4 separate regions of the Homo sapiens genome follow, and regions 1, 2 and 4 are each linked to region 3. A link is a loop called in an ENCODE intact Hi-C map of the cell type or tissue named here. Cell type or tissue: sigmoid colon. All regions are shown on one strand. Links, peaks and the distances in the headings refer to the core of each region. The heading gives the core; the rest is flanking DNA.

Region 1 (7,418 bases), core at 1,051-6,050, 110 kb before region 3:
TTGGTCCTGACAGTCAGGGTCAAGTAGAAGAATATGAATCAATGAAGCTTGAGGAAAAATTAGAAAATTAGTCTAGCAAGGGGAGCCCCATTTCTGTGCAGAAACATATGGCCACCTATAACCAGCAGCTAAAGATATTGGACTTCTTTTAACATACAGAGGTGCCCAGAACAAGTGTAAGGGCCTCAGTGAGCTGCAAGTTAACGTTTTGTTGCTTTCCAAGTCTGCTTTTCTGGAATCCTGACATCCCCTACAAATAAAATCAACATTGTGGACTGTCTCATTTTAGCCATGAAAGGAATGGACCTAAAGTCTGGTTAGTGTCTGAGGTGGTGGTTGTCGAAGGTTCCAGAGAGGTGCCAAGGAAATATGGCTCAGCCGCATCTCCATGAGGAGGAGTAAGTCCATGCTTCTGCCCACAGGGGCCTTCTAGGCTACCGGTGAGCTGTCACTTCCTCTTCCAGGAGAGTTTGATGGGTGCTGGTGCAGCAGCCGACTTAGGAACCAGAGGAGGTGAAGACACCCAGGAGATCAGAGCAGGGCTGGGGAGTGAGGAGAGCAGCGCTTAGTGCTTTTGAATGATGAATTCCTGCCCTTAGAGACTTAGTAGGTGGCGTCATTTCCTCCCGGGTACCCGTCCCCCCAACACCTGCTTTGTCATTAAAGGACGATCCACCTCTGCCGAAGAAGAACTTAAAGGACAGGCATGTAAGACGCATTAAATGACAAAATATAACCTGATGAACAAAGGCAAGGGGGCAGTCTCGGTTCATTGAGCCAGGGGGATTTGGGTAAACTTCCCAGGGGCATCCCTGGTGACCCCTCCAAAACCCCAGCAAGAGGCTGAACTGGGCAAGGGTTAACTGGCATTTCTTGATGAAGTGATTTCAGCTCTGAAAGTCTGATGCTCGCGGCCCCAGCAGGAGGCCCCTGGAGTCCCAGGTTTGGGACAGGGCGAAGTGCCAGGCGGTCTCCTGGCCTCGGTCCCTGACAGCGAGGGCAGCAGCGAAGGCAGCCGCGGGGGCGGCGCTGGAGCCGACGACCGGGCGGGGAAAGCCCGAGACGCGGCCCGGGCCCGGGGTCTCGGAGGCTCGGGGACTCCGGCGCGGGCGTGTCTCTGCCCCACGCCGCCCACAGCAGCCGACCCGGCCCCGGGGGTAGATGATCCGCGGCGCGGAGCCCCCTGGCCCGGGCCTGCCTTTGTGGCGCGGCGGCGCGGCCGCCTTTGTCCCTCCGGCGCGCACGCCCCGCCGCGCGCCGCCTTCTGCAAGGATCACCCCCGCCGCGGCGCTACCTGGCCCTTTGTCACCAGCTGCCAAAGAATTCAGAAAATCAAATTTATTTCCCGATTACGGCCGGAGCGCCCCTTTGTGCAGAGGGGTCTCTTTAACTGCTGAGATTCCAGCAGACACTGTGCAGCCCTTTATGGCGCAAAATAAAAGCCGTCCCGCTTCTTGCCCCGGCCCCCGCCGCCCCTCCCGGCTCCCCTGACTTCCAAGCCCCTGTGGGAACCTGGGAGGGACGCTCTTCTCTCAATAAAAACGCTTATGAGCCCGAAGACATTGGGGCTTGAGTGTCTTGCCAGCTAAAGGGGATAAATCAATGGGCATCTTGAGTTCGGGAGGGTGTATTTCCCTTTTTTTCTGGGAATGAATAGATGAATGGTAACTCCGTTTCTTACCAGCCCAGCACTGTCCGAAACTCGCCTGGACAAGTCCAACTTCATTCTTTTCAGTACGACTAGCTCCTGTGCGCTGCAGAAGACTCGGGCTGATCTGAAAGCGCCTCTCCTATTCGAGACTCTCAGGTTTTAAGTAGGTCTTCCGCACCTGCAGATGAAAAAAGATGTGGCTATTATTTTCCTCGATTACGTTGACATTGCCTGAAAATGAATACAAAACATTGCCTTGCAAAGATTTTTTACCTTTTCTTTATTTCTTTCTTTTTTGTGTGTGTGATTGTGCAGGGAAATAAATGTATGTCTTTTATATTTTTGAGAAAAGTCTAGAGTGACCACATGTTCACAGCACGCATTCCCACACTTCTTGTCCACTCATAAAGCAATGGATAAGAGAGACGGATATGCACAAATCTACTAACCCATCAACATCAGCCCAATAATAAATGCTCCCATGAAAACAGTTACAAAGGCCATCATAATTTGTACTCTCATTATAAAATATTTAGCAGTATAACTTGAATTATATAGTCATGGAAGGAAGAAATCTGTATTGGAAGAATTAGGCCCATTAATTGTAAATCATACATGTTATAAGGCTTTTGCAAGCTCTTAAGAATAATAATACATAATACATAGATATTTAGCACTTAGGATTTTTTTTCACCATCTCTTTTTTTTTTTAATCGTGAGAATTGAAAGACGCCACTCAGTCATTCTGTGACTACAGGAAGTGATTATAAATCAATGCCACAGTTGCTAACAGACGGCATTCCTCTCTTTATACACATCTGTGTGTCTCCTCACACACAGGCGTACATGCACACACATATGCACACACACACACAAGTGCTTGGCCCACTCAGCCTCCCCATAATTTCACAAAAGAGTGACTCTAATGTTTGCTGCCTCGTGGGGAGCCGGTGGGCACAGCAGTGGATTGGATACCTACACCAGAGAAGGCCTGAGAGGCGTAATCAAATAAGGGAACCACTTGAACTGAACTCCCAGCAGGAGCGGGAGGGAGGCCTTGAGAGGTTACACGTAGTTTTTATCCAGCCTTGCAGGAGAGCACCAACTTCCTGCTGCTAGAAATTTGTCTGCAAATTTTTTCCTCATTCAGACAGAGAGCTGGGGTCCAGGAAACACTGGGTTGATATGATAACTTGATTAAGTCTGGGGACAGATGACACGGGAGCACCAACTCGACTCAAAGGAACCTGTGCTCTCCTCTTTAACCTCTCCTTGGGAGCCTACAAATTATATCTATTAATGCATCAGCCCCGGGAACTGCACAAAGACATTGTCTGCCTAAATGTATGTCAGTCATTTGCAGGGGCCTTTGTGGAATTCCCACCACATTTTCATGTCTCTTCGCTATTTGAAAAAATAAAATGTAAACTGATGGGCTAGACAAAGGCTCACAGTCTACCTCCTCTCGTTAAAATCGCTTTGAAGGCAGAAGTCAAGTTCATCAGCAAAAGTGTTCAAGAAATTCTTGAAATGGGCCCTGGGCAGCTGGAGCATATCCAGGGGAGAGAAACTACAAGGAAGAAGGGTTTGGAAACTGCATCCAGTGAAGCATGGATGGAAAACCCAGGGATTTGCCTGGAGAAGAGAAAACACAGAGAGGACTTGGGAGCTGAAGAAGTGCCAACGGGAAGAAGGATGAGAGTTTGCTGTGGGTCCCGGGACAGAGCCCAGGGAGAGACAGGCGTTCGCCAAGTGCCAGCAAAGTGACTGGATGAAAAATGGGCCACGTGCTGGGGCCGCCCCTGCGGATGTGAGGAAATCAGTAGCGTGGCCACAGCTGCACAAATCACAGCTGCCTCTCCTGGTGTCTGATCCAGGAGACAGCCGGCCATTGAGAGGCTGGTAAACCTCAGCTCCAAATAACGTGAGTTTTTAAAATGTGAGGGTTAATTTAACATACAGTAAGTTTTGTATCCACCACCCCAGTCAAGATATAGAAAATTTCTACCACCCCTGAAAGTTCCCTTGTGCCTTCTTTCCAGTCAGCCCATCACATCCCACTCCACCTCCTAGGCAATTATTGTTCTTTTTTTTTTTTTTTTAAGAGATGGATTCTCACTCTGTTCCCCAGGCTGAAGTGCAATATCAGGATCATAGCTAACTGCAACCTGGAATTCCTGGGGTCAAGTGATCCTCCTGCCTCAGCCTCCCAAGTAGCTAGGACTATAGGTGTGCACCACCACACCAACTAGTTTGTTGCTATTTTTTGTAGGGATGCGGTCTCTAACTACTGGCCTTAAGCAATCCTCCCACCTCAGCCTTCCAAAGTGCTGAGATTCCAGGCATGAGCCACTGTCCCTAGCTGGCAATCGCTGTTCTGATTTCTATCACTCTCAATTAGTTTTGTCTGTTTTTAGAACTACATTTAAATGGGATAATACAGTATGTACTCTTTTGTGTCTGGTTCCTTTTATTTAGAGGACGCTCTTGAGATTCATCCATGTTGTTTGCTCATTTTTGTTGCTGAGTAGTATTCCCTAGGAGGGCTATAACACAGTTTGTCCACCCATTCTCCTGCTGATGTGTATTTAAGTTGTTTCCAGTTTGAGGATATTATGAATATAGCTGTTATGAACAGTCTCATAATACTTTTCATTTCTAAGTCATAGGATTAGGGTATATTCCAAATGCCTTTTTTTTTTTTTTTTGACCAAGTCTTGCTCTGTCACCAGGCTGGAGTGCAGTGGTGCGATCTTGGCTCACTGCAACCTCCACCTCCCAGGTTCAAGCTATTCCCCTGCCTCAGCCTCCCGAGTAGCTGGGACTACAGGCGCCCGCCACCACACCAAGCTAATTTTTTGTATTTTTAGAAGAGATGGGGTTTCACCATGTTGGCCAGGATGGTCTTGATCTCCTGACCTCGTGATCTACCCACCTCGGCCTCCCAAAAGGGCTGGGATTACAGGCGTGAGCCACCACGCCGAGGCCCAAATGCCATTTTAAACAAGACTGCAAAGCAAGAAAAGCCTGAGGTCATGAAAGGTGTTGTCTTCAGCCAAGACTGAGAAGAGTTTCTGGGACTTGACAGTTTCTAGCTATTGTCCTCACCTTCCCCAGACAGCACAAGTTGCATCCTCGTTCCTCTCACTGATGGGCAGGGGGCATATACTGAGATTGATCTAGGGCGGCCTGGGATTCTTCATGAGCAAGAATATCCATCTTAGCAAAATGGGTATTGGCATCATTCCAGCTTACTCAAAATATGTGTATTCCCATCTACTGAGCTCCCACTATGGGCTGGGCCTTGTGGGTAGACAAGGGGCCATAGGCTGAGAGAGATGAATTTGATGAGGGACCTGTCTTTAAAGTGCTTGCTGCCAGGTGCGGTGGCTCACGCTTGTAATCCCAGCATTTTGGGAGGCCGAGGCAGGTGGATTACCTGAGGTCAGGAGTTTGAGACCAGTCTGGCCAACAAGGTAAAACCCCATCTCTACTAAAAATACAAAAATTAGCCGGGCATGGTGGTGCATGCCTGTAATCCCAGCTACTCGAGAGGCTGAAGCCAAAGAATCACTTGAACCCGGGAGGCAGAGGTGGCAGTGAGCTGAGATTGCGCCATTGCACTCCAGCCTGGGTGACAGAGCAAGACTCCGTCTTAAATAAATAAATAAATAAATAAATAAATAAATAAATAAAGTGCTTGCAAGTCTAGAAGGAGAAATTTAAAAAGTAATAAATTATGAAACCATAAGTCAGTCTTCAACAAACACTTGGGAGTCACCTGCTGTGCTGGCTCTGGGCTGGTGCTGACATGGTGGGGAGATGGCTAGACAACCACAGAGAGAACGTGAAGGCCACCCATCTGAACCATGGGGAAAGAGGGACAGAGCCTCCCACTCTGGAATAATGAGTCCCCTTTAGCAAAGAGGATATAAGGACAACGGAGAGGTTGGATTTGGATTTGGAACAGGTATTCCAAACCCCAGATCTGCTGCATCACCTTGGGACACAGAACCTGTCTCTGCCAGGTGTGCTCATGTGTCCTTATCATCTGACTTCAGGTGGCACTAAAGCTTCCAAGTCAAATCAAAGCCATCAGAACACAGAATGCTGGTGCTGGGAGGCCCTTTAGAGGTCACGGTTCACTCCATCCCAAGTACAGATGGAGAAACAGAGACCCAAGCAAAGATAAATCACTGTCTCAAAGTCACAGGGAAAACACGTTTGCCTCCCACTACAATTCATATTATATGATGTCAGTCCCTCATTTATTACAGGTTCTTATTACATAATAGAGACCTATTTATTTATGATATTAGCTTTGCAGGGATAAGATTAGCAGATTCCCTGTAGTCTCAGCAGGTTAATCAGACTTTGCCTGTGAGCAGCTGTTACATTTGGAGAGACACATTTTTAATCCAGAAGTTGTCTAAACTTTATGATAAAAACAGTAGACCGTGTTATGATAGGGCCTTATGTTATTAGGACTCACTCATCTTCTATATCAGGTTGTTTATTTTTCTATTTGTTAGGCTTTTATTTTATTTATTTTTTTGAGATGGAGTCTCGTTCTATTGCCCAGGCTGGAGTGCAGTGCCACGATCTCAGCTCACTGCAACCTCCACCTCCTGAGTTCAAGTGATTCTCCCACTTCAGCCTCCTGAGTAGCTGGGACTACAGGCGTGCACCACCATGCCTGGCTAATTTTTTTTTATTTCTTTAAGCAGAGACCGGGTTTCACCATGTTGGCCAGGCTGGTCTTGAACTCCTGACCTCAAGTGATCCACCCACCTCGGCCTCCCAAAGTACTGGGATTACAAGTATGAGCCACTGCTCCTGGCCTATCATTTTTTCTATACACAGGTTTGACAACTGTTTAATCATAGAAAACTGTATAAACAACTTTAGAGTAAAACTTCATCCCTATAGCCTTTAAAAACACTGATGTATATTACTGCAAAGTGAAAGAAAGTTGTGAATATATTGAATTTTCATATTACCATCCAAATGGTTGTTGACAAATTTGTTTAAAAGAAAAAAATGAATTTGGATTTATGCAAACTTGGCAGGAATTTACAAATCAGAGGGAATAAAGACAGCAATGTTCATGGTTCCTGCTTTGTAGTTTTTTAATAGTAATAAAAATTATACTTGATACATACACAACATTTTACATTTTCCAAAACACCTTTATATGCGTACTTTTACAGGAAATCCTGATAAATGACAAGATATATGCTACCTCCCTGCTGCAGATTGAGAAGGCAGAGGCTTGTCCATGATCACATAGCTAATAGGGCCACTGTGATCTCCACCCACCACCCTTTGCCCAAAGAGCAACATAGCGCCATGTGATGGTCCCACACAGAACCCAAGAAAACTCGAGGACGGCATTGACACAGTAGCTCTTTTAGGGCTGATTGTAAGATCTGTGATCACAGAATTTTTTTCAAACATATGATACGCATTTCAATAGGTCTTCTGCCAGAAACAGGGTTAGCTATATAATTTGTGGATTTTATTTACTATTTAGTGTCTTCCTAAGTAAAGAAAAATTCACATTTTAAATTATTAGCATGAGTTTTACAATTCCTCTTTAATTTGAATAGTGCCAGTTTTAAATGCAAATATAAGAACATTTAACTCCTACGCAGAATCACCAAAATTGCAGAATTTTTATTTTGTAGCCTATATATGTATGTATGTATGTGTGTATACATGTATATATATATATTCTTACCAGAACAGTGAAAGTGCTATACAAAAC
Region 2 (7,418 bases), core at 937-5,936, 530 kb before region 3:
CAGCACCCTGTGTTTTAACGGAGGCAGAGAATTGTGGAGAAGTTTGCTGGGCAGGGAGCAGGGACTCTGCTCTGACTCTGCCGCCAACTCCCTTGGGAACTGCGGAAAGGCACTTGCCCTTTCGGACCTCTGCTCTCCCATCTGTTAAACAATCTGTAAATCTCATGTCTAAGGTCCCTTCCGGTTTTGACATTCCATCATTCAACGTGCTGAGAATGCCAGGGGCAGACTGCGTGAAAGAGAAAGTCTATCGCTTTGGGCAAATCTATTTTTAGGAACATAACCCAAGAAGATAATTAGATGTACACATGAAAATAAGGTATTTATGAGATTACAAAAGACTGGTTAAATAAAATATAGTATATCTATATGACACAATCCTATGAAACCATTAAAAATAACACCATAGAATAGTATAGTCATGGAAAGACATTCGTAATATTTTGTTTTGCAAAAATCCAGGGCTTTTAAACAAGACTTCACACAGGATAATAGTTTTGCAAAAATATATCCAAAAAATATGCCTAGAAAGAGATCTGAGGGGATCTACACCAAACTGTTAATATCTATCTTTAGGTAGTAGGGTTTTAGGAGATATTTGTCTTTTTTATAATTTTCTGTATTTCCAATACAGAAAATGAAGGTGTATCATTCTTAGAAAAAATACAAGTGTGTATCATTCTTGGAAATTTACTTAAAATGAATGTGTATCATTCTTAGAAAAAAATATTAAAATTATTTAAAAGAAACAAAATTTTGTTCTTAAATATGTGTATTCTTTTCACATCTCATTTTTCAGATACATGAAATGGCAGCTACGAAACATCTTAAAAGGTCAGAAAATAAATGAATTGTTGGCTAGAGGTCAGCCAACAATAAAAAATTTGGATGATCAAAACTGCTTGACATATATACAATGCTAGGTGAGTTAATTTTATTAAGGCTGAAGAGAAAAAAATGTATAAAGGTTTTCAAATGAAGAACCTGGCCTGACTGGCATGTGTCCTTATTATGATCCCAGCGTGTCCATCTTGCAGAGGGCTTAAAGATGATCCACATCAGCTCCCACATTACACAGACAGGTAAGGCACTTGCTCCAGGTCTGGGAGCTGTTTACAGCAAAGCCAGGACTAGAACCCTGTGTCCAGCTCTAGCTCCCATCTCAGGGCCAAAGCTACAAGGACACCCGCCCTCTCCGTGTGACCATGGAGGATGCCGGGGCTGAGATTTCCTTCCTGGAGCGCTCCAGGTATGCATTCTGACGGCTCACGTTACTTTCTTCTCAGTGGCGGTCCTTGGCTCTAGAATGTGATCTCCTTGGAGATAGACATGGCACTAGGCGTGCGGATCCTGTCTGGAGTGGGCAGAGCTTCTTCTAGAATACCAGGGCTTCCTGCCACATTCTCTTCACTGCACGGCAGTTTGTCTGTGTTCTCTGAAGTACTCTTCTGGGTTAATTTGCCCTAAGGGAGGAGAGCAGAGATTGGAAAAGTCAAAATATTAGATTACGTGAATATCGCTTATAAATTACTTGGAAATTCAATTCTACCACTATCCCCTGAGAATGTCCTCATTGCTGGGAACTGTCCTCACTGCTGGATCTTTGGGAGGAAGGAGGGTGATGAAAGGAAAGAGGAAGATGCTGTAGACACTGCCGCTGCACTCCAGGGTCTCAGAATCTGAGTGGGGGAATAGTCAATGGGAAGAAGGAGCTGTAAAATAAGGCAGCCTAGAAGAATGTGAAAAGGTACAAGCCGAATACAACACCAGCAGACTCAACAGGGATTGTTTAGTTTGGAGGGAGGAGGTCCCTAAAGGCTTCCAGGAAAGGATGGCATTTGAGATAGGTCTTTGGGAAATGGGATCTCAACATTTAGAGACAGAGAAAGGAGCATTTGAGGTTGAGGGAGCTGTGAGTGACAGTATGGTCAATGCAGATGCAGAACGGCCTTGGGGGTGGAACTAGAAACAGGTAAGGGGCCAGTGTGGCCGGAACTCAGTGCACATAGGAAAATATGAAGAGAAGGTGTTGGAGGGATGTGGGGTCATGGTTTGAGGTGCTTGAAGAACCCATAAAAGTATCTGGACTTATCCTATATGAAAAAAGGAGGTGTTGCCTGCAGGATTTTGAGGTGAGCTGTGCTTTAGGAATTTTTTTTTTTTCACATTGGAGGGGAAAAGACTAGAGTCAGAAGCAGTCATTTTAGAGAGAAGAAATAATCGTGATGACAGGAAGATCCCAGGTCCCCTGCTTCCAGCTGGCGAGGAGAGAAACCAAGCTCTTTGGTTCTTCTTAGACTTTGTGGCTGCTCTTACAACTTGCTGAGAGAAACTTCTGAGCTGGTGTTTCAGCAGCTTTAGTTAGAAGCCAGGAAATGTAACTAGTGATGTTGGTGGCCCCTCTGCGATGGGTGGAAGGCTGGCGTCCTCCCCACTACCATGCAGGAGAAATTGTGCTCCCACGCTAACAGCTGGGACCCCAGTGTGGTCCTGAGTCGGCGACTGTAAAGCTACATTTTCCAACTAAGGGATGCCTCAGGAAATAATAAATCTCTCAGGATTTATGGGCCAGGAAATTCTTTCAGGAGAGAAAATAGAGAAGAGGTAAAGCAGAGATGGGGCAAGGCAGGAGAGCAGCTGCCCAGGACCCTCCTGGCACAAATATTGGGCTTGGTGAGTTGCGGAATTGCCCATCAGAACTCATGGCTGAGAAGGACTTGAAGGATAATCTAATAGGATCTCTTTTGCTTTCCCCTTCATTGAACTCATGCTTCCTTCTCTGCAAAGTAAGAAGGTTGAACTCAATGACCTCCAGGGTCTTTGCCTCCAGGTTATTTGATGCTTGTGGTGAAGCCAGTCTTCTCACTAAGGGCTCTGGTTATGCCACATGCCTCATTTTCCCCAGCTGAAAATGCAATCAACCGAGTCACCTATCACCCATGTTTGGGCTGAGGATTAACGATGGGAGGACATCTGGAGACTTCCCTCGGAGGGATACAGCTGGGTCTGATTACCTCTTATTTACTGTCTTTTTACTCTGGAGACGGCCCACATACTCACCCTAAGGAACAATGACAGAAGCATGCAGACCATCCCAACACACCCTCCAAAACACCCCCAGCCCAGCAGCCAGTCGCCATGCATAAAATGCATAAATCCACAAACGCAGACTCGGGCACACACATAGGCACACGCACACACGTCCTCTTTCTTCGCCTTTTCTGCCTGGTGTCTGTCAAACAGTGCATCCCCTTCATTCTCAGAGATCTGAGACCGGCCTTGTTCTGGAGTTGGTGAATTCCAGCACACCCCCTGCCTTCATTCCAAGCTGGAGCTCCGGGTGCCGTCAGCAGATGGCGCCCGGAGCTCTCAAACGACTGGGTGAATGCCTCGGGCCTGAACTTCTGGCCTCCCCACTCCCACCCTTGGAATGGGATAATTTGGGAGTCATCTGTGGGAGGGCTGCCAAGGCCTTAAATTTACTACTTGGAGCTGGGATAATTTTCCCCAGACGGGGCATGGAGGGGGAGAGAGGAGGAAGGAAGCGGGGTGGGGGCTGCAGACCTGGTCAGGGCCACGACAGCTCCAGCTCTGCCAGCCAAAGAAGGCCTCACTGAGAGGCCCCATCCAAAGGGGTGTCTGAAACAAGGGCAGGTCACACCCTGGAGGGGGAAATGCTTTCACTGCTATGAAAACCCAGGAGAACAGAAGGATTTACAGACAAAAAATAAAGCCAACAAGAGCTTCCAAATCATGTCTATCCCTCCCACTTCCAATCTCTGACTCATCTTCTAAGCCCAGTTTCAACCTCACCTACTGTGTGAAGCTGTCCCTGACCCACACACCTCCTGTCAGCATTAACCATTCATTTCCTTTTAACTTTTTATTCTGGAATTTTCCAAGCATATACAAAAATAGAGAATATGATATAACAAACTCTCTTATACCCACGCCCAGCTTTAATAATGACAATTATCAATGTTTTGCCAAATTGTTCATCTATTCTCCAACCTTTTTTCTGGAATGTTTTAAATCAAACCCCAGACATCATATCATCTCACCCCAAAACACTTAAGATGTTTTTCCCTAGCGTTACTTATTTATTTATTTATTTTGAGATAGAGTCTTGCTCTGCCGCCCAGGCTGGAGTACAGTGGTGTGAACTTGGCTCACAGCAACCTCCACCTCCCAGATTCAAGTGATTCTCCTGTCTCAGCCTCCTGAGTAGCTGGGATTACAGGCTCCCGCCACCCTGCCTAGTTAATTTTTGTATTTTTAGTAGAGACAGGGTTTCTCCATGTTTGCCAGGCTGGTCTCGAACTCCTGACCTCAGGTGATCCGCCTGCTTTGGACTTTCAAAGTGCTGGGATTACAGGCATGAGCCACCGGGCCTGGCTTTCCCTAGAGTATTTTAAAACAACCTAGACATCTGCATGCATCTCTGACTGAGAAGGACTGCTTTCCCTTTAACATAACCACTTGCCATTATTATATCTAACATTTACAATCATTCTTTATGGCACTTAGCTCCCTGTGGCATTTGTCATGGTTCGTTTGGTGTGAGAGTTACACCGAACATAAGTGTGTATCCCCTCTATTTGACTGTAGTTGCGTTTGGAGCATGGATCAGACCTCACTTATTCTGGAGTTCTCAAGGACTCCCAACAGCACCTGCTCAGAAGCCCTGGAAAGTCAGAGCACAATTAAGGACATTCGCTCTAAGAAGACACTCTCACGGTTATCGCTGGAACCCAGGGTCCCTCCAATTGGAAATGTGAAGTCAAAGGAGGAAATTGCTCTTAGGCTGAGTCACAAGACTCGTGTCCTTTTCTCCTGAGGTAGATAAGAGACACACACACAGGCAGATACACACCTCATGCCTCCAGGAGCCGCAGAGGCAGAGAATGCAAAAAATGTGGTGGTGCCAGCCGCAGCGAGGTCTGGAAATGCCTTCTTAATTGAGCCTTTCTGGGAGCTGCACAGGCTGGCTGGAGGAGGGACAGGAATGGAGAGGCGAGTGAGGTGGAAGGGGCCACGAAGGGCCATGTCTGAGATGGGGCCCAGGGGTCTTTGATCCTACTTCGTTTGTCATGAGTTTAGAGACCCAGAAAAAAGAGCCTTGAGTTTCTTCCAATAAAGCACTGTTACCTGAAAAATGCCCATCAGAACAGAATTGCTCCACCTTTGAATGGTTCTGTCTATAGGAAAGTCTTTTCTAATAGGAGCCCAAGTCTCTTTTCCTGCAGCTTTCACACACTGGGGCCACTCTGAACAAATTTAGTGGTTTGACAGGAATGATTAGGGGTGGGGATGGGACTCAGAAACCTCTGCAGGGTGCCTAGTAAGTGCTAGACATCTTGCATGCATTAAGTCGTAAACCAGAAAACTCCAGAGAGACCTTTGCTGTGGATATTACTGTCCCATGTTGCGGATGAGGAAAGGGGCTCTGGGAAGTCTGCAGGTTGCCCAGGACACAGGTCCACCCAGCTCTCATCTAGCCTGTCTTCTGGTTTCCCTTCAGATGGCTGGAAACACGGCTCCTGGCTCCTCGAGCCCTCTGGTCTCCCGGCTTCAGACCTCCCTTACAGCACATACTTTCCCAGCCCATCATGACCAGCTTCTGGGGTTCCCTCTGTTTGGTCTGCAACCCTCTTCAGTGAGATCCCAGACAGGGACATAAGCATTCTTGTTGCTTTGCTGGGAAAGCACGATATGCCAGCCAGCAACCGATGTACATCATCATTTGCTTGAAGAAATAACATGAGCTTGTGACTCCTGGCCACACTCTGGGTAGCAGGAGGAGCACAGTCTGAGGTCAAAGGATGTCACAACTCTCAGCCAGGCTGGCTGAGACAGGTTCTAAAACAACCCTTTCCAACCTACTGCTCTCCTACTCCCAGGACCTGGAGCCACTGACCCTGCCATGGAACAGGTTGCATGATGTTTTACATCAAATTGTATTGATTCTTTGGTGAATAGGTAATACGTTCTCATGGTTTAAAGTTTAAAATGGTACCAACGATATAAAGTAGAAATCCTCCCTCCTACTCCTTCCTCCCATCACCCATCTTCCACTTCTAGGAACAATGTTTCCAGCTTCTGGTGCATTCCTTCAGATGTAGTCATCATGGATACAATGCAAATAAGTAGGTATATGTGTATCCCTATTCCTTTTTCCTTTTTAAATACAAAATCAGTGTATTATACTGTTTACCACTGCCCTCACCTTTAAAAAGTTTTTTAGATTTTTTGTAGAGATTGGATCTTGAGATGTTGCCCAGGCTATCTTGAATTCCTGGCCTTAAGCGATCTTTCACCTCGGCTTCCCGAAGTGCTGGGATTATAGTTGTGAGCCACTTGAACTCCCTCCTTTTATTCACTTAGCACGTATACCTGCAAGTTTGTGACTTGAAGGGGTTTAAATTTACCCTCTTCTGCACCAGTGGTCCGAATGTGAACCCTACACTGTGAACCCAAGACAAAACACAATGCAGGCTGGGCATGGTGGCTCACACCTGTAATACCAGCACTTTGGGAGGCTGAGACACACAGAGAGCTTGAACCCGGGGGTTCAAGACAAGCCTGGGCAATACAGTGAGACCTTATCTCTACAAAGAAACAAAAAAACAAAAAAACAGACCTAGTACTGTGTGCTTGCAGTCCCAGCTACTCAGGAGATTGAGATGGGAGGACAACTTTGGCCCAGGAGGTAGAGGTTGCAGCAAGCTGTGATCACACCACTGCATTCCTGGACTGTAGAATGAGACTCTGTCAAAAAAAAAAAAAAAAAAAAGAGATGAACCTCTCATTTAATGCTTGTTAAACAGATAATCTCCACATAGATATAAAGAGATGACTGCAGATGCATTCTTTTTTGCATCTCCCATGTACATTTTCCAAGAGATTTTGCACTGCTCTTTGGGGGGTGTGACCCCTACTTTATAAGGACAGTAATCATCCAGGGACTGACATGATTTATCCAAACTAAGCTGCTGCCCTATTTGAGCTACTCTGATTTTGTGCTTTGGAGGCATTAGAGTTGAGCATCTGAGAACAGAGAGACTTGGCTGAGTTTTCTAAATAATAACTTCAATATACTCAGATGCGCTAGGAAGAAGTCACGCTGTCAATATGATACGGTCAAAGGACTCAGGTTTCTCCTTCCACCTTGAACTGAAGATGACACATGCACCAAATCATTTTTTTCTAAGCTTTCTTTTAGCTTCCATGGCTGCAAAGCAGTGATAATTCAACTTGCCATTAGGGTTTTAAGTACTCCCAGGTATTAAATACCTAGCATTAAACAGTACAAAAATATATTTTTAAAAATACCAACTAGGAAAGTGCTAAAATGACACTCTGTCTTTGCCTAAGTATACTATGAGAAATGGAAAAGCTGGCCTCTGGGGGGCCATCTG
Region 3 (7,418 bases), core at 1,141-6,140:
CAGGTGCACCACCACACTCAGCTAATTTTTGTATATTTTGGTAGAGATGTGGTTTCACCATGTTGCCCAGGCTGGTCTCGAACTCCTGGGCTCAAGTGATCCTTCCACCTCAGACTCCCAAAGTGTTGGGATTACAAGCATGAGCCACAGCACCCGGCTGACTTATTGCTTATACTTGTTTGTTCTTGGCCTCCTTTGGCCAGGACCTGTCTTCCTCATTGCTGAATCCCATGAGCCTGGAGCCATGCCTAGGTCAGTAACTCCCTGTTGAAAACAACAGAGACTGAAGGAAGAAGTAACTATAATTAATGCAGGTGGTTCGAGATGCACACTTGGAGAAACACTGCTCCAAGAGCATGAAGTTGGCACCAGCCTGACGGGGGTTGGGTCCCAGCTCTACCCACCTGCTGTGTGACTTCAGACAATTTCAGCCTCCTGCGCATCAGTTCTCTCTCATCTGTGAAATGGAGACAATCCTTCTATCTTAGGGCTGCAACACAAGGATCCAGTAATATAACCAGGCACAGAGCAGGACGCTGCAGCGATACTCCCTCCCTTATCTTCTGGGTGGAATTTTGCAAGCAACGGTGTCTGAGCAGAAAATGAATCTGAAGCCTCCCAGGGGGGAGGGAGCACATTCTGTTTCTCATCAGGCGGAGAGGCGGGGAGGAAGAGTGAATGGAGGTCACCCATCGAGGGGAGTGTATAAGTCATCCCTGCCGGCTACCTCTGCAGCTCACAGGACACACGTTCACCTCCCTCCCTCCCTCCTTCCCTTCCCACCAGCAGAAATGAACAAGCAGTTTCTCTGAGTAAACAGATGATAAATCACTGGCTAGAATCAGTACTCCCGCCAAAGCAGCATCATTGGAGATCTCAGGCAGAGCAAGCGCACGTGCTTGGGGACTGCAATTTGGGTTTAGAGGCAGCCCTGCCAGGCCTGCACACTGCCGGGTGAGCATTCCTCCCCAAACAGCCCAGCCCGCTTCCCCGGGGCTCTTGGAGTAAGTCCCGCAGACTCTTGCCAGCCCCACCTGGAAGGACTTAAGCTCCAGCGTGGGGGATGCGGGTGAGATGGGAACGAGGATTTCCTGACAGCGATCCTGGAATGGGTGACTGAGCTTATAGACTTTTTCTCTGAGTTTTATGAAGCAGATAGGATTTGGAGGTAAAGAGACAAAATAAAAAATGTCTACACACACACACACACACACACACACACACACACACACACACACACAAAGACAAACACATTATACACCCCAAAGAGAGGAAAAGAGAACAGCCCCTGCAGAGGGGGATCAGGGCATCTGTCCACATGGATGTCAGGACAGTGGCGGGGACACACAATCCAGAGTCCAGAGCCCACGTCCAAGCTCCAGCTCCACCACTCACTGTCCAGTGACCTTGGACCAGTCTCTCTCCCAGCCTCCTCTCGGGGTTTCTTCCTCTTGAAGCACGAGCATGCATCCCTGATGCTCCCTGAGCTGATGTTTCATGGGTCTCTGATTTCCAGTTGGGCCCTGGCCAGGCGCATTGCGGAGGCAGTAGGGAAACTTGCCCAAATGTGTGGCCACCCCAATCTTCTTGGCCAGCCCCCAGCCCCAGCTGAGATCCAATTCAAAGCTTGGACCTTTACTTTCAGAGTCTACGATGGAAGGAGCAGGATTCGTACTGACGTCCCACACCTTTTTCCTGGCTTTCTGTCCCCGGTGGAGGCTCTGTGCCTGGCAGGCTAAACGCCCTCTGAGCTCTTAGAGGCAGTTTCCACCCTCAGCCCCTGCCCCAGCTGTGACAGCCTCAGGGTCAGGCTGAGCCCTGGAACCGTATCTGCTCATCTGGATTCAAGGAGAGACTACTGTTCTTCAAAGTAACCCCACTCCCGGTGGAACCCAGCCGCCACTCCCACAGGGCTGTCCAAAGTATCCCACTAGAGACCCCAGCAGGAGCTTCTGAGGAATTAGCGTGGAAAGGGATCTGCCAGGGTCTGGTTGTGTGACCTTGAGCAAGTCCCTTACCCTCTCTGGGTCTCAATTTCCCCACCTGGCTGGGCTGGCTCTGTGCCATCTGCCCAATGCCCTGTCTGGCCGCTGGCAGCCTCTCCCTCCCTGGGGCTGTAGGGAATGCTCCCCTCACTGGCCAGCCAGGGGTGGGGTTCAAATGGGGGAAGCCAGGAGCAACCCTTGCAGTCAGGGCTCCAGGCAGGAATCAGAAGAGAAGCCTCCGCCTCTTCTCCCCAGCAACATCTCTTCCCATCTTAGAATTATGGGCTGGCAAAGCCAGGGAGGCTATCAGGCATCATCCAAACCATTATGTACATGGCCTTCCTCCAAATGAAATCTCACACAAATATCAGATTGGAGGTTTGGGAATGGGGATAAGGGGATGGGCAGAGATGAAATATGGCGTGGAACATTTATGATAAAGACAGCTCTGGGCCAGGCACGGGGTGGTTCACACCTGTAATCCCAGCATTTTGGGAAGCCAAAGCAGGAGGATTGCTTGAGACCAGCCTGGGCTACACAGTGGGACTCCGTCTCTACAAAAAATAAAAAAAAATTAGCTGGGCGTGGTGGCGCATGCCTGTAATTCCAGCCTCTCAGGAGGCTGAGGTGGGACAATCGCTTGAGCCTGGGAGGTCAAGGATGCAGTGAGCTGCGGTCACGCCACTGCACTTCCAGCCTGGGTGACAGAGCAAGACCCTGTCTCAAAAAAAAAAAAAAAAAAAAAAAGACAGTTCTGGCGTCCTGGTTGGGGAAACTCCTCCAGCCATGGAAGACCCTTCCAGCCAGCTGGGGCAGCTAGACAAGACAGCGTTGCTCTACTCGGCTGAGTTCTCCTCTCCAGAATCAACTCCCATCGCTGCTTAAAGGGAGTAATGTGGCTGTGGGGGACAGAACACTAGAGTTTCATCAGCAACCTCGTCACCCCCAACATACAAAACGCTCCTTACAAACGCAGTCCTATCTGTGCTGCTAAAGAAGGCAATCCCCCCTTCACCATCCCATCTCTTCCACTTCTGTGCATGAGAACGCATAGGCAGGAAGTATCTGATCCACACGGCTCAGATGAGAGAAAAAGGAGGAGCAGGAACAGGAAAGGAACTGAGCAGAGGAGAGACCCAGAAAGGGAAAGGTGAGAGGTGGTTCTTGCGGCTGACTTGGCAAAGCCCCAGGCCTGTGGGATTTTCCGGGACCCTCCGTGTTCTGAAAAGGCAGGGGAGGGGCAGAGAACAGCCAGGGAAGATGGAAAAGGAAACTGGTGTCCTGCCGGGTGGAAATGGGGGAGAAACTCTCGCGTGAGTGTCATCAGAGCAGCATGAGCAAGGGCTCGGTCCCAGAGGTGAGCCCGGCGTTCTGCCTGGAGGGGGCGGGCAGCAGGGCTGGCCAGGGTGAAGCAACCTGTGCCGAGCGGCTGCAAAGGCCGCGTCTCCCCAGCACGGAGCACATCACTGACGTCAAGCGCGGCGAGGCCGCGGCCAGCATTAATTAGGTGCCGATGCACGGGGGCGGGCCGGCCTGGGCCAGAAGCCGCTCCCGGAGGCTCCGACCCCCGGGGCTTCGCGCCGCCTCCCAGCCCGGAGCTCCTCCAGCCGCTGGCGAGAGGAGGCTGAACCGCAGCCGGCCTCCCAGCGGTGCCACAGCGCGCCCTAGTGGCCGTCGTCCGGAAAGCGCCGTCAGAAGAATCGCAGGCTCGCAGCCTGGGAGCCCCGCAGCCCTCATCTTCTGTCCGCCCTAAGGCTCATTGACTTCACATTAGAATCACTTGGGGAGACTGTAAAAATCCCGATGCCCGGGAGGCACCTATTCCGATTACATTAGAACCCCGACAAGCGGGCCCCAGGCCCCAGTATTTTTAAAAACTCTCTCGGTGCTTCCTATGCACCGCCCAGTTTAGAAGCTGTTGTCTTAAAGCAGTGGTTCTCAGAATTGAGCTCATGGGAGTCGCCTGGAGGGCTTGTTACATCACATATTGCTGGGCGCTACCCCAGAGTTTCTGACCCAATACTTCTGTAGCTTGGCCCTACTCGCTCTTACAAGGTTCCCAGGTGATGCCGATGCTGCCGCTCCGGGATCACACCTGGAGACCTAGTGCCAAACCCTCCTAATCAAGGCACCGACTCAGCCGGCACCGCGGGATCACCAGGGAGCTTGTTAGAAATGCAGGTTTAGAGACCCCGCCTCAGAACCATTGAGAGAGAATCTACATATTTTATTTTGCTTTTTATTGACCCATAATTGTACGTATTTCTGGGGTACAATGTGATGTTTTGATACATGTATGCATTGTGTAAAAATCAAATCAAGGTATTTAGCCTATCCATCATCTCATCTTTGCTAAAGAAATTGTAAATCTTTTCTACCTACTTTGCAATGTACAATACGGTACTGTTAACCACAGTCACCTTGCTGTGCCATAGAACACAAGAACTTCCTCCTCGCTGCAACTTTGTACTTGTTGACCAATCTTTCCCCATCCAACCCTGCTCCCAGCCTCTGGTAACCACTCTTCCACTCTCTCCTGCTAGAATCTTCATTTTCTCTAGACGCAGGTGATTCACCCAACATTAAGGTTTGAAAGTATTGCTCTAAACACCATTTGTGCAGGCCTTACACAATCAGGCTATGTTGACAGCTTGGAAGACCACTTCACATCCCCCACCCGGCCCCAAACCTGATCTCTGGATCAGAGAGCTGGATAGAATGTCCCAGATTATCTGATCCAATTCTTTTGCAGGACAGATGAGGGAAACTGAGGCCCAGAGAAGGGGATGAACTTGCCCAAGCTCCCTGGGTTCTAGGGTGGCCTGTCATCCTGGGTACCTCAAAGCTCATATGGTCATAAACAACCCCCTTCCTCCCCAGGAGGCAGCATGTGAGTTCTGCTCTTGATCCACCTATCAGGCGGCACGCACTCCAGGGGGGCTGTGGCGGCCCGGGCTCCATCCCGGCTGCTTGGGAGGGCACTGAAGCAGTGAGCAGAGACACAGGACATCGCATCAGAGAACATGGTACAAGGAAACCTGTGCAAGATGTTTAGGTTTGAAAGCTAGGTGTCAGCCACTGGGCCTCCATGCTGAGATTCATACTCCCATCTTGTTCATGATTATTCTGAATTCTCAGGGAAAATAGACAGGTCAGAAGCCTATCTTAGGGACACCGAAGCAAATCTGTACACACTAAGCATTCTGTCCCAACAGTGGGCTGGATGGCCACCTTCAGCCGCAGCTTATGGTGGGTTTCTGTCTTTTCGTCCTGTTACTTGGCTGGAGTTGAATGGCCAATGAAGTTGGGCATGAGTATGTGGACCCCAAGTTGTGCTGCCCTCGTAGACAAGTTAAATGAGCTAATGGTAAGCGCTGTCTATGGCCATTGTGTTAGTATATTTGTGCATTGCTATAAGGAAATGCCTGAGGCTGGTAATTTATAAGGAAACAAGGTTTAATTGGCTCACAATTCTGCAGACTGTTCAAGAAGCATGGCGTCAGCATCTGGTCCTGGTAAGAACCTTGGGAAGCTTCCACTCATGGTGAAAGGTGGAAGGCAAAAGGGGAGCAGGCACATCACATGGCAAGAGTAGGAGCAAGGGGTTGGGGGAGGTCCCAGACTCTTTTAAACAACCAGATCTCACATGAACTAACTGACCAAGAACTCACTTATCACCAAGGGGTGTGCTTAACCATTCACGAGGGGCCTTCCCCCATGATCCACTCACCTCCTACCAGGCCCCACCCCCAAAATGGGAATCACCTTTCAACATGATAATCGAAGGGGACAAATATCCAAACCACGTTATTCCCCGCCCAGGACCCAAATATCATGTCTTTTTCACATTTCAAAATACAATCATGCCTTTGCAATAGTCCCCCTAAGTCTTAACTTGTTCCAGAATTAATCCAAAAGTCCAAGTCTCATCTGAGACCCAAGGCATGTTCCTTCCACCTATATGCCTGTAAAATCAAAACAAGTTATTTACTTCCAAGATACAATGGTGGCACAGGCATTGGGTAGATATTCCCATTCTAAAAGGGAGAAATTGACCCAAAGGAAGGGGCTACCAGACCCACCCAAGTCTGAAACCCATTGGGGCAGTCATTAAACCTTAAAGCTCCAAAATGATCCTTGATCCCATGTCCTGCATCCTGGGTGCACTGGTTCAAGGGATGGGCCCCCAAGGCCTTGAGCAGCACTGCCCCTGTGGCTTTTCTGGGTCTAGCCCTGTGGCTGCTCTCATGGGTTGGAGTTGAGTGCCTGTGGCTTTTCCATGCTCAGTATGCAAGCTGTCAGTGGCTCTATCATTCTGGGGTCTGGAGGACATCAGCCACCTTCCCACAGCTCCACTAGGCAGTGTCCTGGTGGGGGGTCTGTGTGGGGGATCCAACCCCCATTTCCCCTCCACACTGCCCTAGTAGAGTTTCTCTGGTGGGGGCTCCACCCCTGCAGCAGGCTTCTGCCTGGGCAGCCACCTTAGGCTTGCTGATTCATCCTCTGAAATTTAGGTGGAAGTTGCCAAGCCTCCTTCACACTTACATTCTGTGTGCCTGCAGGCTTAACACCAAGTGGAAACTGCCAAGGCTTATGGCAGCTTGCGTTCTCCAAAGCAGCAACTGGAGCTGTACCTGGGCCTGGGGTCTTTTGAGCCAGCAGAGATGTGGCAAGCAGTGTCCTGAGGCTGAACTGGACAACAGTGCCCCATACCTGGCCCCTGAACCCATTCTTTCCTCCTAGGCCCCTGAGCATGAGATGGGAAGAGCTATCTCCAAGACCTCTGAAATGCCTTTGAGAACTTTTCCCCATTGTATTGGATATTAGCATTTGGCTCCCTTTTAGTCATGCTAATGTCTCTAGCAAATGATTGCTACACTGGCTGCTTGGATTCCGCTCCTGAAAATGCTTCTTCTTTCCCTGCTGCATGGCTAGGCTACGAACTTTTATGCCCTGCTTCCTTTCATGTATAAGTTCCAACTTTAAGTCATTTCTTTACACCCATATCTGATCGTAGGCTGTTAGAAGCAGCCACGTCACTTCTTGATACTTAGAAATTTCTTCTGCCAGCTGCCACCAAATAAGTTCAACCTTCCACAAACCCCTAGGACATGAACACAATCCATCCAGGCTCTTTGCTAGGGAATAACACAGGTGATCTTTGCTTCAGCTCCCAATAACTTTCTCATTTCCATCTGAGACTTTGTCAGCTTGGACTTCACTGTCCATATCTCTATCAGCATTTTTGTCACAACCATAGATGTTCCAGACGTTCCCTCATCTTCCTGTCTTCTTCTGAGCTCTCCAGTCTCTTCCACCCTCTGCCCGTTACTCAGTTCCACATCTTTAGGTATTTTTATGGCGATACTCTATTCACTATACCAATTTTCTGTGTTAGTCCGTTTGTGCATTGCTATTAAAAATGCCTGAGAC
Region 4 (7,418 bases), core at 1,390-6,389, 650 kb before region 3:
AATTGACTGTATGTCTTAATTAGTTTCTAAGACCAAGAAAACCTCAGGTTTTTTAAGTGACAGTTTGTTCAGTGCACTTTGCAAAGCTATAAAATAAGTAGCAAAGTACCACGAGAAGAATATTGCATGGACTAGATATCAGGACATGTGAATTCTAGTGTATTTCCATTATATTAGCTAATAATATGTCCTTTAATAATTGATACCACTTTTCTGACCTCACTTACCTCATCTGTCAAAAGGGGTTGATGTTTTTCTAGTTAACATTATTATTGTTTTGCTCAAAAAAGGACAGAGGGTATTAAAGAATATTGGACACTCAGAGTATCTAGTAATAAAGTGGTAGGGATCATATTGGTATGGTAGCAGTAAAATTTTATAAACAGAAAGGAAATGTTGAGTTGCTAGACATGATCTGAGACCATCTTAAGTTCTAACTCTGTTTTTAGATAAGGCTTTCAACCTCTTTCTGCATTGGTTTCCTCACCTCTAACTAGGGGAAGGTAATACCTACCCTGTCTACTCCACAAGATGATTATTTGATTATAGTAACAGCATTTGTTTAAATCATTGCTAATTTTTAAGTACATAAACTGGTAATGGGTCAGAGTAGTAGTAAATCTAATCTTTGCCTTAAAAAAAGTAAGTGAATAAAAAAATTTGAATAACTATGTAAAGAATAACCTTGCTTTTGCTTTTAATTAACTTTTTTGGTAAATATAATTTTTGTACAACTTCTCAGTGTGGTTGATCAACATGAAGAATATACAGTAACTCTGGGCTTTCTTTTTTCTCATTTTAGATTAAGGATACTTGGCATCAAGTTTATAGAAGACATTTTTTAAAAACAGCTCTAAACCATTGTAACCTTTGTCGAAGAGGTTTTTATTACTACCAAAGGCATTTTGTAGATTCTGAGGTAAGGTTTCCAAAAACAAAGAGAAGTATTTTTAAGCAACAGTTGTCAAAATATGCTTAAAAGTAAACTTTAGCTTAAGCATTAATTTTAAGTCCTTTGATCATCTGGGGAAAAAAAGTATGTGTAATTTATAAAGAATAATCTAACTCTTATATTTTCAAAGATATTTGCCACTTTGTTCGTGATACGTGCATATTATCCCCAATGCTTATAAGAATATGTGAATATAAATAGTAAAAAAAAGTGTGAATATAAATAGTAAAAAAAATAAATAAATAACAGGAAATAGTCCCTTATTCCCTGACCTGTAAGAATTTTAGTTAACATTTTTATGTATTTCTTTTCAACTTTTTCTGTACATAGGGAGAGAGACAGAGAGGGAAAGAGAAAGTGTGTGTGTATCTGTGTGTGTAACATAACCATCCATTTGCATAATGGAAATCATCCTGCAAAACAGTTTTTATCATGCTTTTTTCAGGTGTCATAATTATTTCTTCATATCACTAAATCTTGTTTTAAATAATCATAAAGTTCTTGTATTAAAATGATTCATAATTTAAAGTAACCCCTAGGTGGCAGCAGTCTGATATATTTTCAGCATTTTCTTACAAGCAAAAATGCTTTTAAATATCCTTTTGATAAAGCTCAGTTAATCAACAATCTTATTTAATTGAGACTTCTAACATGCTGTTCTTTTGTTTTCAGTAGATGAACATAAATTTATATTTAAATGCACCTAATTAAAAGTGGCAAGTTTTTTTTGCATAATTTTAATTGTAGAGTGAACTTCTTTCTATAGAAACTTCTGTAGAAAGAAGAAACTTCTGTAGAAACTGCCTTCTGTAGAATAAGCTTCTTTTTAAATACATCACTTTATTTTCACACAGCTGAATTTTAAAAATGGCTTGAGTACAGACTCAAAGAAAAGAGGTTAACCTAAGGACGTATTTAAGATAAACATGGTTAGCTGAAACTAAATATAAATGGAGGGTATATGCTGTGAATTTCAACTTACATACAATGTAATGTAATTTGCTACTACTCAAGCTTATTTACTTTGTCATTAGAATTGAAACAAAGCTATCTAGGTGTCAGACAGATATAAGCCAAATTATGCAGAATTTCATGGCTCCGTACAGAAAGGATTCTGTAGCTTATATCTACAGTATATGCATTAGGTAAATCTGAGTACTTTTTAAGCTTAGGACATATCTACTGGTTCTAGTAGTTGTATGTGTTTACGATGATAGTTTTCATTTTAACTTTGCATCTGGTAATCTTAGTTACTTAATATTTCAGTTGGAATGCAATGATGTGGTCTTGTTTTGGCGTATACAGCGCATGCTTGCTATCACCGCAAATACTTTAAGGCAACAACTTACAAATACTGAAGGTAAGCCACATAGGGACTGCAGTCTTATTTTGACATTAAAAAATAATAGTGGTAATATCCATATTTAATAGAAGGATGCCAAAATACTTCCCAAAAGTAGATTTATTAGAAAAACTGGCCAGGTGTGGTAGCTCATGCCTGTAATCTCAGCATGTTGAGAGGCCGAGGCAGGAAAACCGCTTGAGGCCTGTAGTTTGAGACCAGCCTGGGCAACATTGTGAGACTCTATCTCTACAAACAATAAAATAAATTAGCCGGGCATGGTGGCACACATCTGTAGTTCTAGCTACTTGGGAGGCTGAGATGGGAGGATCACTTGAGCCCTAGGATTTTGAGGCTACAATGAGCTATGATCATACTACTGCACTCTAGCCTAGGTGACAGAGTAAGACCTTGTCTCTTTAAAAAAAAAAGACAAAAATTATTATTTGCTTTTAAAATAAATCATAATTGGAAAAGATGGGTGATAAAACATACCAGGAGTTTATTTTCATTGCATGAAACTCTGTTGGGAATGGACTCCTAGGTATCACTTAGTTTTTTGGGAAATCTGCACTTCCATTAAAGTGTATAGCTTAAGAATATGACATTCTCTGAGACTATATAGGTTTCATGCTGATAAAACTACTGTATAACAGAGATTTTCTATGACTATGAAAAGTATTAGCAATAGTTCTAACATGATAAAAAATTTACTCTCCATATATATAGGTTAATTTTATCATCTTTATTCATTTATAAAAACGATGCTCCTCAGGTTTTTTAACTTTCTTTAAACAGTTAGGCGATTAGAGAAAAATGTTAAAGAGGTATTGGAAGATTTTGCTGAAGATGGTGAGAAGAAGATTAAATTGCTTACTGGTAAACGCGTTCAACTGGCGGAAGACCTCAGTGAGTAGTTCTTACTGCCCTCTACCTTACTACCTTTCCACCTTTCCCATTTCCATTTGTTTGTTGATCCATTTAATCTCAAACTTACAGAAAAGTTACAAGGAACTGGGCTGAGCACGGTGGCTCACGCTTGTAATCCCAGCACTTTGGGAGGCCAAGATGGGTGGAAAACAAGGTCAGAAGATCAAGACCATCCTGGCTAACACAGTGAAACCCCGTCTCTACTAAAAATACAAAAAACTTAGCCAGGTGTGGTGGTGGGTGCCTATAGTCCCAGCTACTTGGGAGGCTGAGGCAGGAGAATGGTGTGAACCCGGGAGGCGGAGCTTGCGGTGAGCCAAGATCCTGCCACTGCACTCCAGCCTGAGCGACAGGGCGAGATTCTGTCTCAAAAAAAAAAAAAAAAAAAAAGTTACAAGGAATTTTTTTCTTCTCTGAAGTATTTGAGAGTAAGTTGCTGACCTTAAGTCCTATCACTTCCAAGTAGGTTCATGTATAGTTCTTAGAAACAGATTTTCTCATAGCAACCGAACATTGATAAATTACAATATCTAATTCTCAGACCCCTTTCAAGTTTCACCCGTTGTCCCAGTATTATCCCTCCATATAACAAGATGTTCCAGGCTCAATACCTGACCCAGCTTCCTTTTTTTGAAGAATGGTGTTTAGAAATGGAGACCTAGAAATTATATATGCTGTTATTGGAATATCACTGTTCCCTGGTTTCTCAGTGGAAAGAGCTAGGAACTAAGTGTTGTGAATGTTTGTGTGTGTGCAGGTGAATATACACACACTGACATCTGTATTCCTAAATCATGTGTATATTTATTTATTAAAAACTGTGAGTTGATGCTGATACTTCCCATTTTAATCCAGCATTACAAGGTTTGTTCTAGTGTTCTCCCTTTCGATATTTGTCACTTGCTTTCCTGATAGAAAACGGGCTTCTAGTATCCTTAATATATTTTCATATTTTGGTCAGTCCTCCTATACGTAACCCAACTTGAATGAAGATATGTCCTTTTCCATTGCAGAAATGTTCTTTTTCCCCAGCTCGGACTCAACACTACACACCAGGCCACCACATGGCGCCGCACCCAGCATTGACACTTCTTTTACCTTGTCTGGGCTCTGACATCCGTGCCAGGTTGCTCTTCGTCATGGAGTCCCTTTTACTGAGCTCTGCTCTGACGCTTTGTGCCAGGTGCCTCTCCATCTCATCCTTCCCACCCGCTAGCCTCTGCCCGACCCCAGACAGATTCCTTCCTCACCTGAAGCCAGACCATGCCTTTGTGGAGATACCCTCTTTACCCTGCCTGTGCTTCGCCAGCCTGCACCAGGCCACCCTCCTGCACAGATACTCTCCTCAGTACTGGACCAGGCTACCAACAGCCCCATGTGAACCCATTGTAACCCAGGTCAGGCATTAACACCTGCAGTAGGCTACCATGGCTTCCCCTTCCCACCCCCCTAGCTTGGCCCTACTAATAATCACTTTGTCACTGTTTGGGGTTGATATTTGGTTGTTTCTTGTAGGTTCCTAGCTTTAAGATAGGATTGCATACTAAAATTTACTTAGATCTTTGAGAACTCAAGGAAATCAGTGAAACATTATTGTTATTAAATAAAAATAAAATACCTGTAGTTGGTACCTCTGTTTGAGCCTGCCTTGTTACAAGTTTCACTGACTTCAGCTTCGTGTAACAAAGTATCTTTTTCTTTCAACGTGTACTTAAATTTCCTGTCTTATTAGTTTTCTGATATCTAAAAGGAAAAAAAGCAGATATCGTTAATAAATTAGAAAGAAGTTCTGCAAATTTAAAAGTGCCTTCTAAGCTGAGTTGTAGGATTACAGTACAATCCATAGGGTTATCCTGAAGAAGCCAGGCAGGGCTCTTCTGTGTTACACCCTGTGCCTGCGCAGCATGCTCACCCCTTGCCATCAGCGCTTGCGGCCCCATTCTCTCCCTCTAGTAATAATCTAAGTTCTGCATTGCTTTCTCCTTTCCTTTTCTTTCTTCCTTTAAATATTCTTCTTTCGAGACATATCTCATTTTAACTTTTATTTTCATTTTCTGTCACTTTTGGTTTTTCTCATGCCACCTTGGCAATGTAGTTAAGTTTGTGCTAACGTAGAAGATTAGTGCTCAAATCTGAATTGCCATTTACTACTAGCTGTGTCATCTTCGGCAGGGAATCTCCCAGAGCCTTAGCTTCTTTATTTGTAAAATGACTATTATAGTGGTTATTTCTCAGGATTGTTAGAATTACTTCCGCAAACATTTGCAAGTCCCTGGTTCATAATTTCATGCTAAATTAGTACCGTTACAGGAAGTGGTATATCATTGTCACAGTGTATACAAATATATTTCTTTTATATCCCTCGTGATATAATTATCAAGACAGTGAAACAATTCAATGAATTTTACCAGCATAACACATTTTTAAGTGATTGGAAAATCATAAGTATCTTTTCTTATGTTTTTAGTAGAGGCTTTGCAACCCCATTACTCTCCGCTCCCAATTTGATTATTTAAAGGAAGTGGATTACTAACTCAGATATGTACACTGTCAAGCCAAGTTCTATGTTCTACTGCTGGTTTTCCTGAGAAAGCAGTCATATAACTCCCTTGAAATGATTTACTACTTTTGTACATATAAAATTATAATGGTGTTAATGTACCAAATAATGTCCTTGGAAGCAAGGGTTTTGCCAGTAACTCAGCTGCATCAGTCACCCTCAAGGAGATGAGCCATGACTTTGTTCATTAGTTGGAAAAGAGTCTGGAGAGTGCCTTTTCGTTACTGTTTATCTTTGGTCTGACACTTGGGAATAGGGTCATGGATACTTCAGCCAGAAAACTTTCCAAATTTAAGTTATTAATGTATTATAAGGATCAAAGTTTCTAGTATAGCCTGTTCAATTAGAACATAGTGTGTTGGTTGATTGGATTTGGAGAAAGGGAGGCAATCAAATTTTTACTACAGTTTCAGCCTGTTACAGAATATTGTATAGAGTGTTAAAATGTTGATGCATTCATATTTTTGCCAGTTTTAAGCTTGTACGATTTTAAATCATTTCCTTACCTTGGAGACTTCCCCCCCACCTTTTTTTTTTTTTTTGAGATGGAGTCTCGCTGTGTCGCCCAGGCTAGAGTGCAGTGGCACGATCTCGGCTCACTGCAAGGTGGTTCTCCCACCTCTGCCTCCCGAGTAGCTGGGGCTACAGGCGCCCGCCACCATGCCTGGCTTATTTTTTGTATTTTTAGTAGAGACGGGGTTTCCCCATGTTAGCCAGGATGGTCTCGATCTCCTGACCTCATGATCCGCCCGCCTCGGCCTCCCAAAGTGCTGGAATTATAGGCATGAGCCACCATGCCCAGCCCTGACTGCCCTTTAAGATGAGTACATAAGTAGTAGTAGTACATTTTTCTTTCACATCCTGGAGAAGATATACTGTGTTCACTATTGAAATGAAACCATAAAGCTAGAGTTAGGAAGATTGAAGAAATGAAAAAGGAGCTCACATGATTTTGTCTCAGGAGAGGCTCTTCCAGGATTCTTTGGAGATATGGTAGATTCCATAGCTGGAGCAGGGAAAGGACAGGATGAGCCTGTGGGTGTAGAAAGGAAGGGAGTGCTTGAAAGATGATGAGGAGATGTCAGCAGGTCACAGAAACCCTCTGAAGGAGGCTCCAACTGGCCAGGCTGGGGACAATTTGGGCCCCAAAATAATGACAGTAACAAATTGTAACTCATTGAATGAAATAGGAATCCATACATTGGTAATTATATAAATAAGGGAATAAAACCATGATGCAAAAAGGGATGTTTATGTCATCACGCAAAATATGTTCACAGAAAATATGTACTAATTAAAAGAGGGAAAAGAGTAACTTTACAGTGGATGAAGCCTGGCAATCATCACTTTAAGCAAGTGGTCAGAGTTAATATTATCAGTAATGGTCAAATCAAAACCATATGCAAGAAGACTCTAAAATGCAAGAAGACTCCTGAAGTACTTCTTACCAAAGATGTAGAACTTAAATTCAGTCATAACAATACATGAGACAAACCCAAGTTAGAGCACAGTCTGCAAAATAACTGGCCTGTAATCTTCAAATGCATCAAGATCATGAAAGACAAGGAAAGAGTGAAGAGCTGCTCCAGTTGGAAGAGACTTAAAACTAAATGCAATGTATGATCCTAGATTGG

Evidence for each region. A loop is a pair of places that touch in the nucleus more often than their neighbours do. Peaks named below come from ENCODE experiments on the same cell type or tissue, not always from the same donor. Only the 100,000 strongest peaks of a DNase experiment are listed, where the experiment ranks them.
Region 1: it touches region 3 in a loop (4-fold over the local background); 9 of 110 quality-filtered maps call a loop at or near these places.
Region 2: it touches region 3 in a loop (8-fold over the local background); 109 of 110 quality-filtered maps call a loop at or near these places.
Region 4: a loop joins it to region 3, with 5 times the contacts of the local background. A loop is called at or near these places in 58 of 110 quality-filtered maps.

What each region holds. Positions count from the first base shown.
Region 1 is chr3:194,203,138-194,210,555 of GRCh38, forward strand. LINC02036 (long intergenic non-protein coding RNA 2036) reads right to left here. Exons shown (of 3, transcript NR_125403.1): 2 at 1,682-1,829; 3 at 1-542. Among named protein-coding and RNA genes, the nearest start is that of LINC02037, 41 kb to the right of the region's middle. RefSeq lists a silencer at 951-1,180 and an enhancer at 2,603-2,897. In sigmoid colon, for the core only: no CTCF peak of the experiment used is centred there; a DNase peak (open chromatin) is centred at 3,414; H3K4me3 peaks cover 576 bases; H3K27me3 peaks cover 1,204 bases.
Region 2 is chr3:193,777,603-193,785,020 of GRCh38, forward strand. No RefSeq gene overlaps it. Among named protein-coding and RNA genes, the nearest start is that of LINC02038, 63 kb to the right of the region's middle. RefSeq lists silencers at 3,306-3,365, 3,618-3,912. In sigmoid colon, for the core only: a CTCF peak has its summit at 3,350 (motif pointing right); a DNase peak (open chromatin) is centred at 3,449; H3K27ac peaks cover 257 bases.
Region 3 is chr3:194,312,197-194,319,614 of GRCh38, forward strand. LINC00887 (long intergenic non-protein coding RNA 887) reads right to left here and starts at 608. Exons shown (of 3, transcript NR_024480.1): 1 at 405-608. RefSeq lists a silencer at 3,318-3,657 and enhancers at 3,362-3,862, 3,728-3,777. In sigmoid colon, for the core only: a CTCF peak has its summit at 3,641 (motif pointing left); DNase peaks (open chromatin) are centred at 1,535, 2,075, 2,798 and 3,555; H3K4me3 peaks cover 991 bases; H3K27ac peaks cover 386 bases.
Region 4 is chr3:193,664,078-193,671,495 of GRCh38, forward strand. OPA1 (OPA1 mitochondrial dynamin like GTPase) reads left to right here. Exons shown (of 31, transcript NM_130837.3): 27 at 803-919; 28 at 2,219-2,312; 29 at 3,093-3,203. LOC102724808 (a long non-coding RNA gene) reads right to left here. Exons shown (of 5, transcript XR_924835.3): 3 at 6,731-6,817; 4 at 4,843-4,967. Among named protein-coding and RNA genes, the nearest start is that of OPA1-AS1, 40 kb to the left of the region's middle. In sigmoid colon, for the core only: no CTCF peak of the experiment used is centred there; no DNase peak of the experiment used is centred there.